Linked DNA regions of Homo sapiens: region 1 is linked to region 2. Evidence: read pairs that join two places in POLR2A ChIA-PET (ENCODE). Cell type or tissue: GM12878. All regions are shown on one strand. Links, peaks and the distances in the headings refer to the core of each region. The heading gives the core; the rest is flanking DNA.

The links. ChIA-PET counts read pairs that join two places held together with the same protein. Peaks named below come from ENCODE experiments on the same cell type or tissue, not always from the same donor. Only the 100,000 strongest peaks of a DNase experiment are listed, where the experiment ranks them.
Region 1: POLR2A ChIA-PET joins it to region 2 with 6 read pairs; 5 of 35 experiments call an interaction of 5 or more read pairs at or near these places.

Annotation. Positions count from the first base shown.
Region 1 is chr5:139,653,141-139,657,528 of GRCh38, forward strand. All of the region lies in intron 1 of CXXC5 (CXXC finger protein 5), which reads left to right. Among named protein-coding and RNA genes, the nearest start is that of CXXC5-AS1, 5.6 kb to the left of the region's middle. RefSeq lists an enhancer at 1,677-1,726. In GM12878, for the core only: a CTCF peak has its summit at 1,995; no DNase peak of the experiment used is centred there; H3K4me3 peaks cover 1,967 bases; H3K27ac peaks cover 2,223 bases.
Region 2 is chr5:139,526,530-139,530,917 of GRCh38, forward strand. It overlaps a transcript of UBE2D2 not described here. Among named protein-coding and RNA genes, the nearest start is that of UBE2D2, 33 kb to the right of the region's middle. In GM12878, for the core only: no CTCF peak of the experiment used is centred there; no DNase peak of the experiment used is centred there; H3K4me3 peaks cover 3,560 bases; H3K27ac peaks cover 1,438 bases.

The DNA of each region.
Region 1 (4,388 bases), core at 196-4,195, 130 kb after region 2:
CCCCAGCAGTAACTGGGCAGCCTCCCCGTCTGCCTGCCTGCTGGGAGTTTTGGAAGCCGCAGAGGGAGACAGGCTGGGGCTGGGGTGACAGCGTGTATCCACGGCAATGGTAGCATGTGATTACGGGAATAAAAGGATTTTAAGGTCATGGGTGGGTTTTCTGGAGGGAGGGGGTTGTGCCCCCACAACCCACCATTTGGTGGAGCCAGTGGCAGCAAAGGGCCAGCCTGTGTGTCTCCATGCTGGGAAGCCTGCCCCTATGCAGGTGAATGTGGATATGTGGGGCTTACCTGGGAGTGTGAGCACATGCTTGCACATGTATGAACGGAGCCTGTGAGAGCATGTGTGTCTGGCTGCCAGATCCCCAGATGAGAGTCCATAGGCTTGTTCCCTGGGGGAGGATTCCCAGGAAAACTTCTTGCTTCTGGGTATTACATGGAGCTGGAACCCCACAGTCCTCTGTATGTTGAGAAGCAGTCTGGTCCCAACCTTTCCCTGTACCCATACTCCCAACCCCAAGTCTAGTGTCTCTGGCCAGAGACTGACTGGGCCAAGTCACCTGGGCCAGGCCACATCTTGGGGTGTCAGTGCCCTGGCCCCGCTCCAGCCCCTGTAATTGCATTCTGCCGCCTAATCCCCCGCCAGCTCAATTAGATCGCAAATTCTTCTTCATTTCCTGCCTCTGATGCTGGCCTCCCTCTGGGCTCACAGGGCCTAGGAGGGAGGGAGGGGATCCTGCCCCGCCTTCCACAGCACTAGGGGCTCTAGAGAGGTGATTAGTTCCAGGCACACTGGCCCCAGAGCACAGGTTAGAACCCTGGGGACCAACAAGACAGGGCTCCACTGGCCCTTTTTGGGTCAGCCTCAGTATCCTCACACTAGGGCAGGGCTGGTGTTACCTGGTATGGGGGCTCTGGGTAGACCAAGCAGATCACTCTAGCCAGGACCCTAGCTTGTACCCTCACCTGGGGCTCCTACAGGCTCTGCCCCTCTCCCATCCTCAAAGCAGTTGCCATCTCCCCAACCCCCCACGGCAGTTGTGACCTTGTTTTTGACCTTTTCTGGGTGTCCCTTGTCAGAGCCAATTGAACCACTGAGCTCCACTGCTACCGGCTCCTCCTAACCTCCACCCAGACAAGTGTGTATGAGCAGTGGCTCTAGAGTCCATCAGATCTGACTCCAAATCCTGGACATGTCACTGCCTAGCTGGATGTGTGACATTTGGGCCAGTTGTGTTATCTCTACAAACCTCAGTTTCCTAATCTCTGAAATTGGACGGTAAGAGAATGCCTGCCTCACAAGGTCATTTTCAGATGGACACAGATGGTTGCATAGTGCCTGGCAGGGAGAGGTGCTCACCTACAATCTGTATTCAGTAAACACTGGCTTTTATAGAGACAAGGAATGCATGTCCCCCGTGAATCCTAAGAAAATAACATGTGGCTCACACCTCGCACTTCTGTCTCCATTCAGCTGATTACCAGGTGTGTGACCGTGGGTGCATCACTTTGTCTGACTTTCTCTTCCTCATCTGTAAAATGGGACTGATAATAGGACAGACCCCATGGGGCACATGGTAGCCTTCTCTGAGATGATGTGTGCAGATGCTTGGCCTCAGTATGTTTTCAAGGTGTTACTTGCCTTCTTTCTTTCCTCACCCCAAGCCTAGGGTGGGGTAGAGCTGGTGAAGACACAGGCTCAGGGACAAGGGGACTGACCCAGGTGGTGAAGCTAGTAATGGGGCCAGGCTGGGGTAGCGTGGGAGGGCTGGGGGGTGACCTGCTGGCTCAGCTGAGCTGTGAGGCCCAGCCGTCCCTCCCCACAGGTCTCTGTGGAAAGTGGTGGCTTGGCTGATTTTTCCTGGGAAGGAGAAGCTGGATGTCTCCCGCTCCTTCCCCAGGAGGTGCCGTGGCAGCGGCTGTGTTGACAGGCCTCCTGGCTTTCTTGATAGGGTGGCTGGCAGCTCTGGAAGGCCGGCTGTACCCAGATCAGCCCTAGGGAAGAGGGAACTGCAGAGGTCTCCCTGCCATCACTAATCCCCGAGGCCCATCCCACCCTCAGCCTGTCCCTCCATCGCAGGAGGAGAGCTGGGGAGACTGGCTGTGATGGAGGTGGTGGAGAGACAGGCCAGAGGTGGGGCAGCCCTCCGCCTCAGGGTTCCCCATTGCTCCCTGGCTAGTCTCCTGCTTCCTATGACCTTTGTCACTCACTGGCCTAGCTCTTCAATATTTCATGGCCCTTCAAGCCGGCCCCCTACCCCAGCCCACACAGCCCCCTTTGTCTCTGCCTGCCACCCCCCGCCGCCCCCCTGGGCATCCCTGCCGCTGAATTACTGACCCAGAGGCTGCCTCTGCCTTCTCCTAACTGTCCCCCACTGTGCCTGCCCCTGACACTTTCCCTATCCCTCCTGACCTACCTCCCCACACCTCTCCTTGTGACACCCTTCATCTCTTCGGGATTCTCTCCCCTTCGCTGACATCTCTGACCATCTCCCTGCCCTTTTCCTCCATTTCCCTCTTTTGTTGGCCTCCTCCTTCCCAGTGGAACAGAAACCGCGGCAACTGGTCCGCCTGCCTGTCCACCCCCCAACCACTGTCCACCCCTTCCTGCCCCCTCCCCCACCAGCTGTGCCGGCCGGCCGTGAGAGCTGGTTTTATTTATTTTTCTGTTTGTTTGGGAAGAGGGCAGTGGCGGCTCTGGGCCCTGGCTGCTGCGCTCTGCTTAGAGCAGCGGGCAGGCGGGCCTCACTGGCCTCCCAGGAATGTGGCTGGGACGCCCCAGCTATATTTACTCCCCTCCAGCTGCCGGCCCCAGCAGGGCAGAGCCAGGCCTGCCTGGTGGCCCCCGGGGAGCCCTGTACCCGCCCTCCTCTGTCTGGCAGACCCTACATCGCCCTTGGGCCCAGCACTCCCTCCCTTGCCTGTGACCTTTTCTGACCTCCTCAGACGTGCCCAGCCTGCCAGCAGGAACACTTGTGTGCCATGCCAGTACGGGCGTAATGTTCGGGCACTGGGGGCCTGGGTTCCTGTGGGGCAACCCCTAGCGGCCCCTACACACCCAAGTAGGGGCCTAGGCTGGGCCTGTAATCCGATGGCCAGAACTATGCAAAGCATCTTTCCAGGCCTTTCTCTGTGGGCCTGGCCCCTGCTCTTGCCACAGTCCCCTTGGCTCTGCTGTGATCACTGGCAGGGGTGGTGTCAGGTGGGGGCCTCAGTGGGCTTGAGTGGCTGTGCTCCTGGCATCACTGGATCCCCAGGTCTCTCACACAGGCACACATATGTACGTGTAACACACCTAAGTGCTTACATACACACACATGTGTGCAGAAAGACACCCTCACCCATGAAAACATGCTGGCTTATACCTTCCTTGCAGGCAGGGCCGTGCCTCCTGTCATTGATCCCCTCATTCATCAGATGCTTATTGGGGCTGCTTATTGGGCCTGCTCCTTGCCAGCCTTGCAATGGGATATGGCAGTGATTACTTCTTGTACCCCCAGTGCCTGGCACCAAATAAGTGTTTGAAGAACTTTAGCTGCTGCTGTAATCAGTTGCGGCCCCCGTTAACTGCTATTTTGTTTTTGTTTTTGTTTTTGTTTTTTTGAGATGGAGTCTCACTCTGTCACCCAGGCTGGAGTGCAATGGCGCCATCTTGACTCACTGCAACCCCCACCTCCTGGGTTCAAGCAGTTCTCCTGCCTCAGCCTCCCGAGTAGCTGGGATTACAGGTGTGCGCCACCATGCCTGGCTAATTTTTGTATTTTTAGTAGACATGGGGTTTCTCCATGTTGGCCAGGCTGGTCTCGAACTCCTGACCTCAAGTGATTCACCTGCCTCGGCCTCCCGAAGTGCTGGGATTACAGGCGTGAGCCACCACCCCCGGCCAACTGCTATTGTTGTAATAGATTGTAACAAAGCCAGTGGTAATGGGTAGCCCAACGAAAGTCCTCTCTGTGGCAGGCACCATGTTAACAGCTTTCTGACTTTCACTTTTTTTCATCCCCACAGTAGCCTCAGGTGACATGGGCCCATACCTGGGACAGATGCATGTTGTTAGCATCCCCATATACAGATAAGGAAACTGAGGCCTTGGGAGTTTGTGGCTTGCCACTGCCTAGTGGGATGGAGTCCTGGCAGAGCCCTTGACAGGCTGTTGGCCTCTGTGTGCTGTTTCCTGCACCTTCCACACTATCTGGCACACAGAAGGGACTCCTTAAATGCTTGCTGGGCACAGGCCTTGCTCTTTCCTCTTTGAGGCCCCCATAACCCTTGGCAATGGGCTGGATGTGTTGGGAGATGGGCTGATAGGCTAGTTGGGCAGACAAAAGTGAATGAATGAATGACTGGATGACTGGTGGTGAGGATAAGTACTGTCAGGGGACACTGGGG
Region 2 (4,388 bases), core at 92-4,091:
TAGCAGGCCCCCGCGGAGGATTAACACAGTGGCTGAACACCGGGAAGGAACTGGCACTTGGGAGTCCGGACATCTGAAACTTGGTAAGACTAGTCTTTGGAACTTGCCCCACTCCATCTGAGTGGAAGCGTGGCCTGATCACCCACGGTGTGCCTGCATTGGCACTTTTGTTCTGGTTTTGACTTGGCTTGACTTGGTAAGACTAGTCTTTGGAACTTGCCCCACTCCATCTGAGTGGAAGTGTGGCCTGATCACCCACGGTGTGCCTGCATTGGCACTTTTGTTCTGGTTTTGACTTGACTTGAATTGCTGGATACTTTAGTTTTGGTTTTCACTTGGCTTAAATTTTTTGGTATTCAGATTTTGAATTTCATGATTTTGGTTTGGTATAAACGGTAAAAGTGTGTGTGTACCCTCTTTACCCATTCTTTGTCTTGTGGTGAGTATGTGTGGTGTGAGCATGGTATTTTGTCTCGGAAGAAAAAAATATGGGTCAGGCGCAAAGTAAGCCCACCCCACTGGGAACTATGTTAAAAAAAAATTTCAAGATTTAAGGGAGATTACGGTGTTACTATGACACCAGAAAAACTTAGAACTTTGTGTGAAATAGACTGGCTAGCATTAGAGGTGGGTTGGCTATCAGAAGAAAGCCTGGAGAGGTCCCTTGTTTCAAAGGTATGGCACAAGGTAACCTGTAAGCCAAAGCACCCGGACCAGTTTCTATACATAGACAGTTACAGCTGGTTTTAGACCCCCTTCCCCCTCTCCCCACAGTAGTTAAGAGAACAGCAGCATAAGCAGCTGGCAGAGGCAAGGAAAGACCAGCAGAGAGAAAAAAAGGCCATCTATACCAATTTTAAGTTAATTTAGACTGAACAAGGTCTTATTAATAGCAAAGGATAATTGAAATCACAAACTTATAAGGTTTTCAACAAAAGTGAAGTTTGCTAAAAGTTAACAGTGTAACATGTATTATGGTAACTTCTAATCTTGTGGCCTTAGACAGTCTAGTCAAAACACATAAAGAAAGTTTGCTTTAAAAAAACAATGGTTATCTTCAAAAATAAAGGGGAGAGGCAGAATTTATATAAAAAGAGTTATATGATAAATTCTTGTCCTGAAATAAATTAACTGGTTGTTTAAAGAAAAGAATGTTTGTAATAAGTCAAAAAGTTAAAACATGTTTAAAAAATTGTCTGCAAAAGTCATAAAAGAAAAAATTTTATTAAAAAAATTTTAAGCAAAAAATGTTGTATAATTTAAAAGTAATAAGGCCTCCTGTGTACTATTAAGACAGATGCAAATTCCTGGTTGAAATGGATCAAATATTCCATCTGCACATTAAACAAAAGCAATTGTTATGCTTGTGCACATGGCAGGCCAGAGGCCCTGATTGTCCCCCTTCCACTAAGGTGGTCCTCTAGTCGACCAGGCGTGGACTGCATGGTAGCTCTTTTCCAGGATTCTACAGCCTGGAGTAATAAGTCATGCCAAGCTCTCTCTGCTATATCCCAAAGTCTCTGCGGGTCAGCCCCCAAGGGCCATGCAGCTTCTGTCTCCCAACACTAAGTTCACTTCGTGTCTCTCACGGCAGAGAGGAAACTTAGTATTCCTTGGAGACCTGAAGGGATGCAGTGAGCTTAAGAATTTTCAAGAGCTTATCAATCAGTCAGCCCTTGTTCATCCCCGAGTGGATGTGTGGTGGTATTGTGGTGGACCTTTACTGGGCACTCTGCCAAATAACTAGTGTGGCACTTGTGCTTTAGTCCATTTGGCTATCCCTTTCACCCTGGCATTTCATCAACCAAAAAAAAAAAGAAAAAAGAAAAACTCATGTCGGCCCCAGCCCTGAGGCTACCTGACCTGACAAAACTCTTTACACTCTGTGTCAGAAAGAGAAAAAATGGCAGTTGGAGTTTTAACCCAGAATGTAGGGCCCTGACCAAGGCCAGTGGCCTATCTCTCAAAACAACTAGACGGGGTTTCCAAAGGCTGGCCCCCATGTCCAAGGGTCCTGGCAGCAAGGGCCCTGTTAGCACAAGAAGCAAATAAGCTAACTCTTAGACAAAACCTAAACATAAAGTCCCCCCATGCTATGGTGATTTTAATAAATAACAAAGGAAACCATTAGCTAATGAATGCTAGACTAACTAGATACCAAAGCTTGCTCTGTGAAAATCCCCGCATAACCACTGAAGTTTGCAACACCCTAAACCCTGCCACCTTGCTCCCCGTATCAGAGAGCCCAGTTAAACATAACTGTGTAGAAGTACTGGACTCAGTTTATTCTAGTAGGCCCAACCACTGAGACCACGCTTAAACATCAGTAGACTAGGAGCTGTACGTGGATAGGAGAAGCTTCGCCAACCCCTGCAAAGTGACTCTGAAGAAGATGACAAGCCCTGCTCCAGTCACACCCGGAAGCTGACTTGTACACACATGGCCGAAGCATGAGGAAACTCATTGCGGGACTCATTTTCCTCAAAATTTGGACTTGTACAATAAGGACTTCAACTGACCTTCCTCAGACTGAAAACTGTTCCCAGTATATACATCAGGTCACTGAGGTAGGACAAAAGATTGCTACAGTCATATTATTTTATAGTTATTATGAATGCCTAAGAACTCCAAAAGGAACCTGTTTGTATAATAACACTCAGTATAAAGTAGGTAATCCAGGCAGTGACCAGCCCAATGTGTGCTATGACCCCTCTGAACCTCCCAAGATCACAGTCTTTGAAGTAAGACTAAGGACTGGTCCTTTTCTAGGTGACACAAGTAAAGTAATAGCTAGAACAGAAGAAAAAGGGGTCCCCAAAAATGTAATCTTAAAATTTGATGCCTGTGCTGCTATTAATAGTAAACAGCATGGGATAAGATGCAGTTCTCTAGATTGGAAAAAAAGTTACACAGCAGAAAATAAGTACATCTGTCAAAAATCATATTTATGCGAGATGTGTCAATACTGGTCTTGTGTCATTTGAGCTACTTAAAAAGAAAATAAAAAAAGATCCTGTTTGGCTCCAAAAATGAAAAGTCAGCCCCTCCTGCACAAGTGGGAGCTGCATCCTTTTAAAATTGATAATCACAAACCCCTCAGACCCAAGTAAAATAAAAAAAAATGTAACATTAGGCATTGATGGAAAAGGGCTGGATCTTAGTGTAAGCATCCTAATAAAAGGAGAGGTTCAAAAACGCTCTCCAGAACCAGTATTTCAGACCTTCTACCAGTATTTTCTACCAGTATTTCAGTATTTCATGATGAACTAAATGTGCCAGTACCTGAGATTCCAGGAAAAACTAAAAATTTGTTTTTTCCATTAGCCGAACATGTAGCCCAGTCTCTACAAGTCACCTCATGTTATGTCTGTGGAGGAACTGTAACAAGAGATCAATGGCCATGGGAAGCCCGAAAATTAGTTCCTACAGACCCAGTTCCTGATGAATTCCCAGCCCAAAAGAACCACCCTGACAATTTTTGGGTTCTAAAAGTCTCAATTATTGGACAGTATTGCATAGCTAGAGAAGGAAAAGGATTCACTCATCCTGTAAGGTGGCTTAGTTGTCTTAGGCAAAAGCTGTATAATGGTACCACAAAAACAGTTACATGGTAGAGTTCCAATCACACAGAAAGGAATCCATTCAGCAAATTTCCAAAGTTGCAGACTGTTTGGGCCCACCCAGAATTCCACCAGGACTGGACGGCCCCCACCAGGTTATACTGGATATGTGGACACAGAGCTTATGCTAAGCTGCCTGATCAGGACAGGTAGCTGTATAATTGGCACCATTAAGCCATCTTTCTTCTTACTGCCCATAAAAACAGGTGAACTTCTAGGCTTCCCAGTCTATGCTTCCTGCAAAAAATGAAGCATAGCCATAAGTGATTAGAAAAATAATGAATGGCCCTCTGAAAGAATCATACAATACTATAGACCCGCCACTTAGGCACAAGAAGGCTCATGAGGATATCGAACCCCTATCTACATGCTCAACTGAATCATACAGTTGCAAGCTGTTTTAGAAATTATTACTAATAAAACCGGTCAAGCCTTGACCGTTCTTGCCCAGCAAGAGACTCTGATGAGAAATGCTATCTATCAAAATAGAATAGTTCTTGACAACTTGGTAGCAGCTGAAGGAGGAGTTTGTAGAAAATTTAACCGTACTAATTATTGTCTACACATAGATGATCAGGGGCAAGTAGTTGAGAATATAGTTAAAGATATAACAAAACTGGCACATGTACCTGTGCAAGTGTGGCATGGACTCAGTCCGGGAGCCATGTTTGAAAATTGGTTCCCAGCAATAGGAAAATTTAAAACTCTTGTAATAAAAATAATAATAGTAATAGGAACCTGCTTACTGCTCCCTTGTCTTATACCTGT